3 separate regions of the Homo sapiens genome follow, and all the other regions are linked to region 1. The links are chromatin contacts, found by Hi-C or POLR2A ChIA-PET in ENCODE. All regions are on one chromosome and are shown on one strand. Each heading gives the region's core, a stretch centred on a gene start or an enhancer-like site at or near the end of the contact. The rest is flanking DNA. Distances are from core to core; before and after follow the strand shown.

What was found. A loop is a pair of places that touch in the nucleus more often than their neighbours do. ChIA-PET counts read pairs that join two places held with the same protein, here RNA polymerase II (POLR2A). Pooled maps may share reads with other maps.
Region 2: a map of CD8-positive, alpha-beta T cell shows a loop between it and region 1 (30-fold over the local background). The contact joins the enhancer-like site here to the promoter of PTOV1 in region 1. A Hi-C loop is called at or near these places in 3 of 168 maps with a recorded cell type or tissue (CD8-positive, alpha-beta T cell and naive thymus-derived CD4-positive, alpha-beta T cell) and 12 of 50 pooled maps. POLR2A ChIA-PET finds 5 or more read pairs at or near these places in 21 of 52 experiments (BJ, CD4-positive, alpha-beta T cell, CD4-positive, alpha-beta memory T cell and 16 more).
Region 3: a map of IMR-90 shows a loop between it and region 1 (2.7-fold over the local background). The contact joins the promoter of CPT1C here to the promoter of PTOV1 in region 1. A Hi-C loop is called at or near these places in 5 of 168 maps with a recorded cell type or tissue (IMR-90, chondrocyte, dorsolateral prefrontal cortex and 2 more) and 10 of 50 pooled maps. POLR2A ChIA-PET finds 5 or more read pairs at or near these places in 12 of 52 experiments (A549, AG04449, Caco-2 and 9 more).

The regions. Positions count from the first base shown.
Region 1 is chr19:49,848,319-49,852,408 of GRCh38, forward strand. It overlaps PTOV1 (PTOV1 extended AT-hook containing adaptor protein), which reads left to right and starts at 2,841. Exons shown (of 12, transcript NM_001394010.1): 1 at 2,841-3,181. The coding sequence starts at 3,011. PTOV1-AS1 (PTOV1 antisense RNA 1) reads right to left here and starts at 3,358. Exons shown (of 4, transcript NR_040037.1): 1 at 3,250-3,358. RefSeq lists enhancers at 659-738, 2,540-2,649 and silencers at 2,230-2,309, 2,750-3,039.
Region 2 is chr19:49,715,030-49,719,293 of GRCh38, forward strand. No RefSeq gene overlaps it. Among named protein-coding and RNA genes, the nearest start is that of CPT1C, 26 kb to the left of the region's middle. RefSeq lists a cis regulatory region at 2,389-2,924. Within about 2 kb of position 2,627, at least 19 of the 41 ENCODE cell types and tissues checked have a DNase peak (open chromatin) inside an H3K27ac peak, as active enhancers do; they include CD8-positive, alpha-beta T cell and HCT116, where a contact is called at or near this core.
Region 3 is chr19:49,687,940-49,692,688 of GRCh38, forward strand. CPT1C (carnitine palmitoyltransferase 1C) reads left to right here and starts at 3,177. Exons shown (of 20, transcript NM_001199753.2): 1 at 3,177-3,401; 2 at 3,882-3,950; 3 at 4,300-4,454. The coding sequence starts at 4,314. It overlaps ADM5 (adrenomedullin 5 (putative)), which reads left to right and starts at 1,655. Exons shown (of 2, transcript NM_001101340.2): 1 at 1,655-1,972; 2 at 2,167-2,636. The coding sequence starts at 1,899. The coding sequence ends at 2,554. PRMT1 (protein arginine methyltransferase 1) reads left to right here. Exons shown (of 11, transcript NM_001536.6): 11 at 223-508. The coding sequence ends at 306. RefSeq lists an enhancer at 1-736 and a silencer at 2,045-2,114.

The DNA of each region.
Region 1 (4,090 bases), core at 1,591-4,090:
GGCTCAAGCAATCTTCCCACCTCAGCCTCCCAATGTGTTGGGATTACGGGCATGAGCCACTGCGCCCAGTAGAACATCACATTCTTGTATAAGCTCCACCCACAAACCACAATGAGTCATTTTTTTAAGTGGCTTGAGAACCTAAAGACATTTATGAAACAAACTGGGGGCTGAGTCTTCCTAGGTTTTTATAAGCTTTTTCATTAAATAATTTACAGTTGCTTTACTTGTACCTAACTTGGCAGCATTTTTTTTTTTTTAAGAGATGGAGTCTTGCTTTGTTGCTCAGGCTGGAGTTGCAGTGGTGAGATCTCAGCTCACTGCAACCTCCACCCCCTGGGTTCAATCGATTCTCCTGCCTTAGCCTCCAGAGTAGCTGGGACTACAGGCATACACCACCATGCCCGGTTAACTTTTGTATTTTTAGTGGAGACGGTGTTTCACCATGTTGGCCAGACTGGTCTTGAACTCCTGACCTGAAGTGATCTGCCCACCTCGGCTTCCCAAAGTGCAGAATTACAGGTGTGAGCCACCACGCCTGGCATGTTTTTCTTTTAACAACTCCCTTTTAGTCTTTCCAAAGCAAGCAATCTGGTTTGTGTATAAACAACTGTCTTGCATTAATTTCATTAGTTTGATAGTAAATTAAACAAGAACTTCTGGCATAAACAGGTTTGGATCAAACAGCTACCTTTCAGGAAGTAAACAGCTTGAGAGATGGAAGTGGAATTGCTTAGTCATAATAGTAGCCTGCTAGCCCCAGCAGTGGGCTTCACAGATGAAAAGGAAAGTGTCTTTCAAGTTGGTGGACCGAGTTAAGTGAGATGGTTTCAGAGAGTTTTGTTGCAGTATTACTGATAGAATTTCAGCCTACATTTTCATTTCACTTTCTGACATGAGTTCCCATTTTGCTCACTCTGGAGTACACCCTGGTATACCGCTCTCCATGCTTATACAATTCAGGGCATTCAAACTCACGTGTGTCCTGATGGGTTCTGAGGGATGGGAAGGCATTAACAGGTAGAGAACAGGAAGGATGGGAGAGAGATTTTTTGGGGGGCGGCAGCAGGGGCCACAGTACCAAGTTTGGATTTAATTCTAAAGGCACTGGGAAGCCATTGGATGGTTTTGATTATTGTAGTGACAGAGAAGGCAGCAAGAGTTAGGAGACGTCACCCAGGCAAGAGATCTTGATGGTTTGGACCAACAAGAATGGGGAGAAGTGAGGATTCCGGGAGATTAAAGCAGCTCCTGTTTTTTCTCCTTCCTGCTGCCAGGTTGTCCTCACATGGGTGATTGACAGGGCATTGGAGGTACCTGTTGATAACTAACTTGCAGTTTGTGTTCAGGGAGCACTGACTCCGTTTGGCCACAATGCAGGTTGGATTTGGGGTTTAAGGCTGGGCTCCAGTCAGCCCTCGGGAGCCCCTGGGCAGGAAAACATGGACAGGCCTACGGGTTCTTCTGCCATTTCACTGGCCACTCCTCCGTGTCCTTTGCTGGTTGCTTCTCATTGTCGTGACTGCTAAAGGGATGAGTGTCCCAGTCTCTTTGTGAGCTCATCCAGTCTCCATTCAAACACTGATGACTCCCGAATTTCTCTCTCCAGGCTATGACATCAATATCTATCTACATTGTTTAGTCAACATCCGAAACAGAAGTAGGGACTCCGTCTCTAACCTCCTACAGCTGTGTCTATTTCTCCTCTCTACCTTCACTCGACTCCGCCCACACTGGCTCCCTTTTATTCCTTCTACTTTCAGGATTTGTCTTTGCTGTTCTGTCCTCTTTGCACACTTTTCCAGCCATCTGGAATGGCAGGTTGCTCACAGGTCGTTTTCTTGACTTCCCTTGCTTGCTAACTTTACCTCGCTATGGTCATATCCCATCGCCCTGTGGATGTGCGCTAGTTAACACTTAGCACAGCCTGTGATTATGTCTCTCCCCAGTGGACCGTGGGGCCTGTGAGGGACGTGGTCTGATTCGGTCGTCGCCGAGCACAGAACTGGACAGGGTACTCATAACAGATTTTTGTTGTTGTTTTTAAAGAAAAGCTAACATTTGAGTAGTGACTGCGCCAAGCAGTCAAGCACAGCCCCTCGGGCTCGATCCCCATAACCACTCTAGGGTTAGGTATTACCCACGTTTAAGGAACAAAAATCGAGGGAAAAATCTTATACAACTACTAGTAAGTAGTCATTCCATTTTAGCAGAGCGAATGAGCGAATCCACGGAAGGCCGGGGAGCGACGTGAGTGGCGAGAAGCTTGGAGTCGCCAGGGACGGCGGGCGGAGCCTGGGCGCCGGGGCTAATGGGCGGAGCCTCCAGGGACAGCTGGCCCCGCCCAGGCCGCGCGGGGCCCGCTGGGAGTTGGAGTCCCTTGCCCACCTCGCCACGTCACCGACTGCAAACCTTCAGCTGTCTCAGGCTCGGGTGCAATCCGTACCCTCAGTGGGTTCCCTTTCAGTGGGTTCCTTTGTCCCCAGGCCCATTATTCCGTCCTCCCCTCTTCCCTGATGTATTTTGGCGCGGTCTCCTGGCTCTGCGGGCCCAGGGCTCCGGATGAGGTCTCCCGCCGTCCCGACCCCCGCAAGGGGCCAGCTTGGTGTCGCCTTCGTTCTTCTGCCACCCCATTCGGTAGGGGCTCCCGTTCCCGCCACGCCCCCTGAAGTTGTGGCTCGCGCGTCTTCCCAGGACTCCCCCGCGCCGGAGAGGCCCGCAGGACCGCCGAGCCCACACTCCGCTCCCGCCCGGGCCCCGCTCCCCCGCGCCGCCTTGGTACGCTCCGGCCACGCCCCCTCGGACGCGCTTGGTACGCGCCGGGCTCCCCCGCTCGCCTCAGTGGTTCGGCCGCGGCGACCCCACTCCGGCGGCGCGTCCCCCGAGCTTGGTACGGCTCAGCCCGTCTCCCCCGAAGCCGCGCGCCCGCGCCCGCGCCCCTCAGTCGGTGGAGCCCGCAGCCCCCCTTGTGGCCCGCGGCAGCTCCCCGCCCGCTCGGCCCGCGCCCGCCATGGTCCGTCCGCGCCGTGCCCCGTACCGCTCCGGCGCCGGGGGCCCCCTCGGGGGTCGCGGCCGCCCTCCGCGGCCCCTCGTGGTGCGCGCCGTCCGCTCGCGCTCCTGGCCTGCCAGCCCCCGAGGCCCGCAGCCTCCGCGGATCCGGGCCCGCTCGGCCCCTCCCATGGTGAGCCCCCCGCCCTTTTTCCAGAGCCTTCCACGGCCCCGCCCCCCCAGCCCCTATCCCGGGCTCACGCCTTTGTCCGCAGCCCCCGCCGCTCCGGGGTGTCCCCTGTGGCCCGAAGGGTGGTCCCGCCCGGGGCCGGGTTCCCCCGTGGAGCACCCGGTGGTTCGCGCCGCGCTCTCCCCTTTGTTGCGCGTTCGGGCCGGGGTGGGGGGTTGGGGGACGGGGGCGGGGCGGGCTCATATTACTGCTGACTCCGCGGCCCGATTTAAACGCGGGCTGGGGGCGGCAGACAGGCAGCCGGCACGCTCGCTTGTTTTTCCTATTGGAGAGTTGCTCGCTCTCCGGGCAGGAAACCTGGAAATGGGGGCGGTTTTGGGGGACAGCGGCGAGGGAGGGGCCCGCGCTTTGTACCAGCGCCCCCAGATGTCGCACCCGTGGGCGTTCTCCCCTGGCGGCCGCTCCGTGCCCGTGGAGTGCGCACCTAGAATACGCGCCCGCGCCCACATGTGGGATGCTTTGATGGACTGCCGTGAGCCCAGACCTTAAACGTAAACATTCAGCTTCGCAGGTACTTTGGGCTGCACACGCTTCTCCGGACCCAAAAGATGCACATGCTTTTCAGAAACCGTAAGGTTTACCTGGGGCTGTAAAACCGCACATCGCGACTTTGCACCGTGCACACGCTTGCCCCGATGTGAGATTTCCCCTGGGTTCGCGCTCGGGTCCGCTTCTTAAATACACTGCCTCAGCGGTGTGGATGGCACAGAGCTGTGGCAGCCCTACTGAAACCTTAAACAGGCTTCCTGGGGTCATAAACATGGATACCGAGACTTAGATCACCTCCCACAACTTAAACGTACCCCTTCACTCCACTGCCTTCGCCCCTTCCTGCAGCATTCGCATCTAGTT
Region 2 (4,264 bases), core at 1,377-3,876, 130 kb before region 1:
GGAGTCTTGCTCCGTCGCCCAGGCTGGAGTGCAGCGGCGTGATCTCAGCTCACTGCAAGCTCTGCCTTCCGGGTTCATGCCATTCTCCTACCTCAGCCTCCCGAGTAGCTGGGACTACAGGTGCCCGCCACCACGCCCAGCTAATTTTTTTGTATTTTCAGTAGAGACGGGGTTTCACTGTGTTAGTCAGGATGGTCTCGATCTCCTGACCTCGTGATCCGCCTGCCTCGGCCTCCCAAAGTGCTGGGATTACAGGCGTGAGCCACCGCGCCCGGCCAGTGATGACTTTAAACACCATCATCCCCGAGCACACCTTCACTGTGCTCCACCACCCCCACCATTACAATCTCCACCAGCCCAACTACAGCCATCAACACCAAACCCAATCACCCACCCCACCAATACCACGGTTCCAACGCGCCATCAATCTAACCCTCACTGCTTCTGAGTCAAACAATAATACAACCCAACAACAAAATCAAAATTCTAAATGGCTCAACCTCTACCAGCCCAACCACCCCAGCCAGACTGCCAACTCTGTGATGGTTTAAAAAATGTCCACAAGTGGGGGCTGGGCACGGTGGCTCATGCCTGTAATTCCAGCACTTTGGGAGGCGGAGGCGGGTGGATCACCTGAGGTCAGGAGTTTGAGATCAGTCTGACCAACATGGAGAAACCACATCTCTACTAAAAATACAAAATTAGCTGGGCATGGTGGTGCATGCCTGTAATCCCAGCTACTCAGGAGGCTGAGGCAGGAGAACTGCTTGAACCCGGGAGGCAGAGGTTGTGGTGAGCCGGGATCGCGCCATTGCACTCCAGCCTGGGCAACAAGAGTGAAACCCCGTCTCAAAAAAAAAAAAAAAATAGTGATTAGGTCACAAAAGACATTGTGGCTTTCTTTTGGCCGGGCATGGTGGCTCACACCTGTAATCCCAGCACTTTAGGAGGCTGAGGCGAGCTGATCACGAAGTCAAGAGATCGAGACCATCCTGACCAACATGGTGAAACCCTGTATCTACTAAAAATGCAAAAATTAGCTGGGTGTGGTGGCATGTGCCTGTAGTCCCAGCTACTCAGGAGGCTGAGGCAGGAGAATCGCTTGAACCCGGGATGCGGAGGTTGCAGTGAGCTGAGATTGCACCAGTGCATTCCAGCCTGGCAACAGAACAAGGCTGTGTCTCAAAACAAAACAAAAAACAAAACAAAACAACACAAGACATTGTGGCTTCCTTCTTGCTCTGTTTCTCAATCACTTGCTCTGGGGGAAGCCAGCCACCATGTCATGAGGACACTCAAGCTGCCCATGAAGAGGCCCACGTGGTAAAGAACTGAGACCTCCTGCCAACAGCCAGTGAGGCACACATGAGTGAGCCATCTTGGAAGCAGATCCTCCAGTCCCAGTCAAGCCTTCAGATGACTGTCACCCGGCTGACAGCTTAACCACAACTTCATGAGGGACACGGAGCCAGAACCACCTTAGCTAAGCTACTTTTGATTTCCTGACTTTTAACAACTATGTGAGATAATAAATGTTTGTTAATTCAAGTTGCTATACTTTGGGGTAACTTTTTTTTTTACACAGGAATAAAGAATACAAACTGCAAACACCTCAGCCTCAACCCTCATATTCTTTTTTGAAATTTGCTTTTATTTTTATTTATTTTTTTGAGACGGAGTTTTGTTCTCGTTGCCCAGGCTGGAGTGCAATTGCACAGTCTCGGCTCACCACAAGCTCCACCTACCCCGGTTCAAGAGATTTTCCTGCCTCAGCCTCTCAAGTTAGCTAGGATTACAGGCAGGCACCACCATGCCCGGTTAATTTTGTATTTTTAGTAGAGACGGGGTTTCTCCATGTTGGTCGGGCTGGTCTAGAACTCCTGACCTCATGTGATCTGCCCGCCTCGGCCTCCCAAAGTGCTGGGATTACAGGCTTGAGCCACCGTGCCCCGCCTGTTTGAGACCGAGTTTCACTCTGTCACCCAGGCTGGAGTGCAGTGGTGCAATCTCGGCTCACTGCAACCTCCTCTTCCCAGGCCCAAATGATTCTTGTGCCTCAGTCTCCCGAGTAGCTGGGATTACAGGCGTGAGCCACTGCACCTGACCAAGAAATTTATTTTTGGTTGGAATACTGCCTGGCGCAATCTCGGCTCACTGCAAGCTCCGCCTCCCGGGTTCACGCCATTCTCCTGCCTCAGCCTCCCGAGTAGCTGGGACTACAGGCGCCCGCCACTACACCCGGCTAATTTTTTTGTATTTTTAGTAGAGACGGGGTTTCACCATGTTAGCCAGGATGGTCTCGATCTCCTGACCTCGTGATCCACCCGCCTCAGCCTCCTAAAGTGCTGGGATTACAGGCGTGAGCCACCGCGCCCGGCCACGACTTTTTTTTTTTGCAAGTAGTCTTTCAAAAATATATTTGGTCCTCAGGGGTACAGAATTGGATTAATCATAATTGCTGGTCCTTGGCACATACTATTATTATGTGTACCACTTCTTAAGCTATTATCTCTTGGCTTCAAATCTATTTCCCAGCACTGGGCTTTGGGTAACTGGGAATGGGACTCTGAAAACCCCACTTTCACTTTGCCAAGTGGTGTGTTAGCCTCTGCCAATAGGGGGTGCCAGACTGACCGTAGAGCCTGAAGGAGGAAAAGGGTTCTTGCTCCTTCCTGTTTGCTCTCTGCTTACTTCCCGTTGGTTTCCTGTTCTCATCTGCGTCAGCAAAGCTTCTTCACCCTGTCCAAGGCAGTTCTTTCCTGTAGCAGCAGCTAAATCCAATTTGCAGTTTTTCCAAACTTGCACATCCTCAGAGATGCCAGACCATTTGGGGATGCCAGACCAGCACCCCTGCCTGAGAAAATTCCAGTCTCGGGCCGGGTGCGGTAGCTCACGCCTGTAATTCCAGCTCTTTGGGAGGCTGAGGCGGGTCAATCACGAGGTCAGAAGATCGAGGCCATCCTGGCTAACACGGTGAAATCCTGTCCCTACTAAAAATACAAAAAATAAGCCGGGCATAGTGGCGGGCACCTGTAGTCCCAGCTACTCGGGAGGCTGAGGCAGGGCAATGGCATGAACCCGGGAGGCTGAGCTTGTAATGAGCCAAGATCACGCCACTGCACTCTAGACTGGGTGACAGAGCGAGACTCCGTCTCAAAAAAAAAAAAAAAAGAAAGAAAATTCCAGTCTCTAGTGATCCTCCTCTGAGCTCAGAAACACCAGCACCATCTGAGCAGTGCCTCCTCTTCAGAGCCTCAGTTTTTTTTTTTTTTTGAGACAGAGTCTCACTCTGTAGCCCAGGCTGGAGTGCAATGGCGTGATCTTGGCTCACTGCAAACTCCATCTCGCGGGTTCAAGTGATTCTCTTGCCTCAGCCTCCCGAGTAATGGATTGCAGACGTGCGTAACCACGCCCAGCTAATTTTTGTATTTTTAGTAGAGACAGGTTTTCCCCGTGTTGGCCATGCTGGTCTTGAACTCCCAACCTCAGGTGATCCACCCGCCTTGGCCTCCCAAAGTGCTGGAATTACAGGCGTGAGCCACTGGGCCCAGCCCAGAGGCTCAGTTTTATGTCCACTGGCTCCTGATCCAAATGTATAGTTTTTAATAACTCTAACCTTTGTCTTTGTTTTTCATACCCTAGTGAGATAGGAATTTGGCAAGACTGGTTTCCAAGACAACAGGACACAAGACCTCACTCATAAGACAGAAAACAGCAAAAGAAACTGGCTAAAACCAGCTAGAACCAAGAGGACAATGAAAGGGACCTCTGGGGCCGGGCCCGGTGCCTCATGCCTGTAATCCCTGCACCTAGGGAGGCCGAGGCGGGTGAATTACCTGAGGTCAGGAGTTCGAGACCAGCCTGACCAACACGGAGAAACCCTGTCTCTACTCAAAATACAAAATTAGCCCGGCGTGGTGGTGCCTGCCTGTAATCCCAGCTACCTGGGAGGCTGAGGCAGGAGAATTTCTTGAACCCGGGAGGCAGAGGTTGTGGTGAGCCAAGATCGCGCCATTGCACTCCAGCCTGGGCAACAAGAGCCAAACTCCATCTCAAAAAACAACAACAACTAAAAAGGAAGTGACGTCTGGTTACTTTCACTGCTCATTATATGCTAATTGTAATGCATTAACATGCTAAAAACACTGCCACCAGCACCATGACAGTTTACAAATGCCATGGCCATGCTGAAAAGTTACCCTGTGTGGTCTGGACGGGGTGAAAGCCCAGGTTCTGGGAACTCCCTGCCTCTTATCTAGAAAAC
Region 3 (4,749 bases), core at 1,927-4,426, 160 kb before region 1:
GCTCTACTCCTGAGTGAGTCTAGTGGGCTTGGGGGTGTCCATGTGGTGCTGTCCCTTGGCAGGGTCAGGGCAGCTGCTAGGGTGGGACCAGCAGTTGGGGTCTGCAGCGTGGAGATGGGCAGGAAGCTGGAGCCCGGCTCATCGTCGCATAGCCTGCCTGCACCCGCCCCCCGCCACCACCTCCTGGTGGGTTCCGCCCTCATGCCCCACCTCTCCCTGCAGCGGGACCTGGACTTCACCATCGACCTGGACTTCAAGGGCCAGCTGTGCGAGCTGTCCTGCTCCACCGACTACCGGATGCGCTGAGGCCCGGCTCTCCCGCCCTGCACGAGCCCAGGGGCTGAGCGTTCCTAGGCGGTTTCGGGGCTCCCCCTTCCTCTCCCTCCCTCCCGCAGAAGGGGGTTTTAGGGGCCTGGGCTGGGGGGATGGGGAGGGCACATCGTGACTGTGTTTTTCATAACTTATGTTTTTATATGGTTGCATTTACGCCAATAAATCCTCAGCTGGGGTCTGGCTTTGTTTCCTGGGGGCAAAGGAGGTTTGGGGTTCCTTTCGCAGGTACTGCAGTGCCAGCCTCAGCAGTGGGGGGACCGGCCTTGGCACCTGCTGGTGGCTGCCATTCTGTGGATCTGCGTCTCCCGTCCCCCGTCTCTAGGCCTCTTGCTCCCCTTCCTTGGTTCCTTCTCGGGGTCCCTGTCCTCCACAGCTGTCTCTCAGGGTCTTTGTCCAACTCTTTTCATCCCTCTCCTGGGTCTGCGCCCCTCCCCTCTGCGGTACCCGTGTCCTGCCTAGTAGGGGATGGGGGTGGCTTTCCAGCACAGCCAGCCCTCAAGTTTCCCAGAACAGTCTCCCCACCTCCCCCCAACACTCGACATTGTTCCTCTCTGGCTGTTTTTTCCTGTTCGGGTCCCTTCAAGGCCCAACTGTGCCCAGCCCTCTGCAGCTGGGGACACTGAGTGGGTTGGGGGTGTATGTTTGCAAGGATAGAATTTCTCATGGGGGAGTGGCCCTGCTTCCTCCCCTAGAATGGCTTGGGGCTTAGGGCTGGGGACTTGCCCTCCATGGAGGTCAGTGGGAGTTGCAGCTGTAAGGTGGCAGGGCCTACCCATCTTACAGAGGTGAAGACGAGGTCCCTCTGCCTCTGCTGCAGACATGGCGTCTGCACCCACCCTTCCACCCTCAGGGCCTGGCCACGGGGTCCTGGGTCCCCCACAATACTGTGCACTCGACCTGGTTGACCCAGGACACCCTCCTCGTTGAACAGCCCTGGCTACACCTGCTTCAGTGCAACTGGAGCCCTCACCGGCGAGTGCCTGACACCTCGGCCTTTTCTCTTCCGGAGGGGCGCTCCTCAGTGTGTTTGGGGTCTCCCTCGCTCCACGCCCTCCAGGGGGCCGCATGTGCACTTGCCCTGCATTGCCTGGCCCCCGAGGTTCCAGGGTCCCAACTGTCTACTAACCGGCTTCCCGACAGGGTGAGGGTGAGGTCGCATCTACAACCAGAGCCAGCGCTTCCCCGCCGCCACCCCTTTTCTTGGAATCCCGCTGCTTAGCTACCTGCGGGTGTCATTGGCCCCGCCCCATTTCCCCACGCTTTGAAGGGGGCGAGTCTCCACAGACCTCCTAGGGGGATAGACAGCAGCTGGTGTGACCCCACACACCCAGTGAGGTCTCTGGAGCCGCGGTGCGGGAAGCGGGGACCCGGGTTTGAATCCTGCCCCTCTGGTGTGGTGCGGCCTCTTCCCACAGACTTTTGGCCTCAGTGTTCCCCGCCTGGGAAGTGGGGACTGGCCCTGGTACCTGGCTCCAGAGCTGCACCCAGAGGCGATCAGCCCGGTGCGGGAACGGGGCGGGGTGGCCGCAACTACGGGCCACGGATCCTGACCCGCCCTGCCCACGATGACTATCCACATCCTCATCCTGCTGTTGCTCCTCGCCTTCTCCGCCCAAGGGGACCTGGACACTGCAGCCAGGTGAGAAACCCGGGTGGCAGCAGGGACAGGGCGGGAGGGAGACCGTAAAGGGCGAGCGCCCTCTCCCGGCCGCGGAACGGGCAGGTGATCTGTAAGCCTCCCCGCTGGTCTTGGAGTGCTTGGGTGCCCACCTCCATCACGCTCCATCTCTCAATTCGGTTTGAACCCGGTTTTCTCCCACGCTCCCTCTCCAGGCGAGGCCAGCACCAGGTCCCCCAGCACCGCGGGCACGTCTGCTACCTGGGCGTATGCCGGACCCACCGCCTGGCGGAGATCATATACTGGATTCGCTGTCTCCACCAAGGAGCCCTCGGGGAAGGCCAGCCACGAGCCCCAGGACCCCTACAGCTATGGGCGCCGCCGGTGGCGCGAGGCGGAAGCCCGGCTCGGTTCCCAGGATTCCGGCCTGCAGCGAGGGGGCTAGCGCAGTGCCCAGCTCGCTGGGTGACCTCGGGCACGGCTCGTCCCCTCCTCGGCTTCAGTTTGCCTATCTGTATGTTGGAGCTTCTACTCCACATTTCTTCTCCCCTAACTCCAGCCCCTGAAACCGTCTTCCCCAGTCCCTCCCCGGGCTGCGACTAGGTTGGACCTAGAAGCACACGGGACCAGGCTGGGCGAAGAACACTGACGCCCAGAGCCGAATAAACAAGAGTTCCGTGTTTCAGTCTCTGCTTCTCTGTACCTATTTCGACCTCTCAGTCGAGGCTGGGTCTCTAATATACCTTTCTCTATTAGCCATGCTGCTTCTCCCTCACGGAAGTCCCACTGTCTACCTTGAATCCAACCCGCTGTGGCGCCTTTCTTGCCAACTCAATCCATGCACCTTCCGTGGGTGGTTTTGGCGGGCCGTCCTGACCCCCAAACATCCCTCCTCCCTCCCTGGCGTGAAAGGGCTGAGATTTGCTCCGGCACCCTACGCGCCTGACGTTATAATGCACCTGGGGTGGGCTGCGACCTCCCAGCTGAGCCTTGTTCCTCGAAGAGACAGGAGACTAAGAGACAATGAGCTGAGTGAGGAGCCCAGGAACCCGGGTTCCGAACAGCTGCGTAGAATGCGAGCGGCCAAATGGTGGAGAATCTGGCCGGGTAAAAGGAGACGGAGGACTGGGGATCGAACGGATGTAGGGGATTGGACGCCGTGGCTCGAAGGGGGCGGGGATAGAACGCGGGGATTGGAAGGAGGCGGGGATAAAACCCGGGACCTGAATACCCGGCTAGGGACACGAGAGAGAGGAATCGGGGTTTCTGGGTGACGGTGATCTCGGGGTGGGCAGGACTCCAAAGGCCCGTCGACCCGGTGGTGGACTCCTTGCACTGGGATTGGACATATGCAAGCGGGAGATTTGGGGCCGGCGCTCAAAATCGGGGGGCGGGGGTGGACTCGGGTTTGGACCCCAGGATCCGATCAGCGGACCCTTGATTCAACGTGGTAAGTACTGGACCCCAGGGGCTCGGGCTCCGGCGGGGCCTGGAGTCCTGTGTCTAGGGTTGGGCGTGCAAGCCTCTCCATCACTTGTCCTCGACGCTCGCCTCCGCTCACAGCCTCAGCATCCCAGGCTGCGAGGCATGCGCAGTGGGTGCTTCCTTCCCCATTCCCTCCAGCACGGGCGGGGGGAGGGGACGCTGAGCGGATGAATTTATAGACACCATCCCCCTCGCCTTGGCATGAAAAGCGGCAATGGGGTGGACAGCGTCAATGTCTAACAGGTGTTTGTTTCATATGGGTCTAAAACTAATGCTTTTCTCAAGACCCCGCAACTCAGCCTGGACCAGTTTCCCTCCTCCACCCACCCCCGAATCTTGAGAATCCTGTACTGGGGGGAGGGCACTGCCCCCGCACCATGTTCTTGGGAGAGCAGGTAAAGGGGTTAACGCGAGCTATCCCTCTGGCCTCTCTATGCGTTCCCAGAGGTCCCGAATTGACGTCCTTCCCTCAAAACCTCCGGGTCTACAAACCAGGACCCTCAAGACCCTTCAGGTGCTTAGAGAAGGATGAGCTAGGTTATGTAGTCCTGGGTCGGCGCAAAAAGGCAGCTGAAAGCGTGAGATCCCGGGTCTGAGGGAGGAGGGGCTGGGGCCTGGGCTTCTGGGTCTGAGGGAGGAGGGGCTGGGGGCCTGGACTCCTGGATCTGAGAGAGGAGGGGCTGGGGCCTGGGCTTCTGGGTCTGAGGGAGGAGGGGCTGGGGGCCTGGACTCCTGGATCTGAGAGAGGAGGGACTGGGGCCTGGACTCCTGGGTATGAAGGAGGAGGAGGGGCTGGGGGCCTGGACTCCTGAGTCTGAGGGCGGAGGGGCTGGGGTCCTGAAGTATGACTCTGCCCGACTCAGGGCTCCAGCGTGACATGGCTGAAGCGCACCAGGCCGTGGGCTTCCGACCCTCGCTGACCTCGGACGGGGCTGAAGTGGAACTCAGTGCCCCTGTGCTGCAGGAGATCTACCTCTCTGGCCTGCGCTCCTGGAAAAGGCATCTCTCACGTTTCTGGGTGAGGAGCGGTGCTGGTCGGTTTCCTTCCGGGGATCCAGGTTTCTGCTTCCGGGATGTCTGAGGCTCACTTCCGGCATTTCAGCTGGTTCATTTCTGGGAGACTATCACCCCTTTTTCTTAGAATTTTGATGTCTGCTCCCAGGACCCCTTTAGCAATTTCTCCGTGGCTCACTTCTGGGATCCACAGCCCCACCTGCTGAGAACCTCTGCTCACTTCTTTCACCCAAGAGGGGAACTGGGCCCCCCAAAAACTACCCACTTCCAGTTTCTAGAACTCCATATCCTTCCCTTAT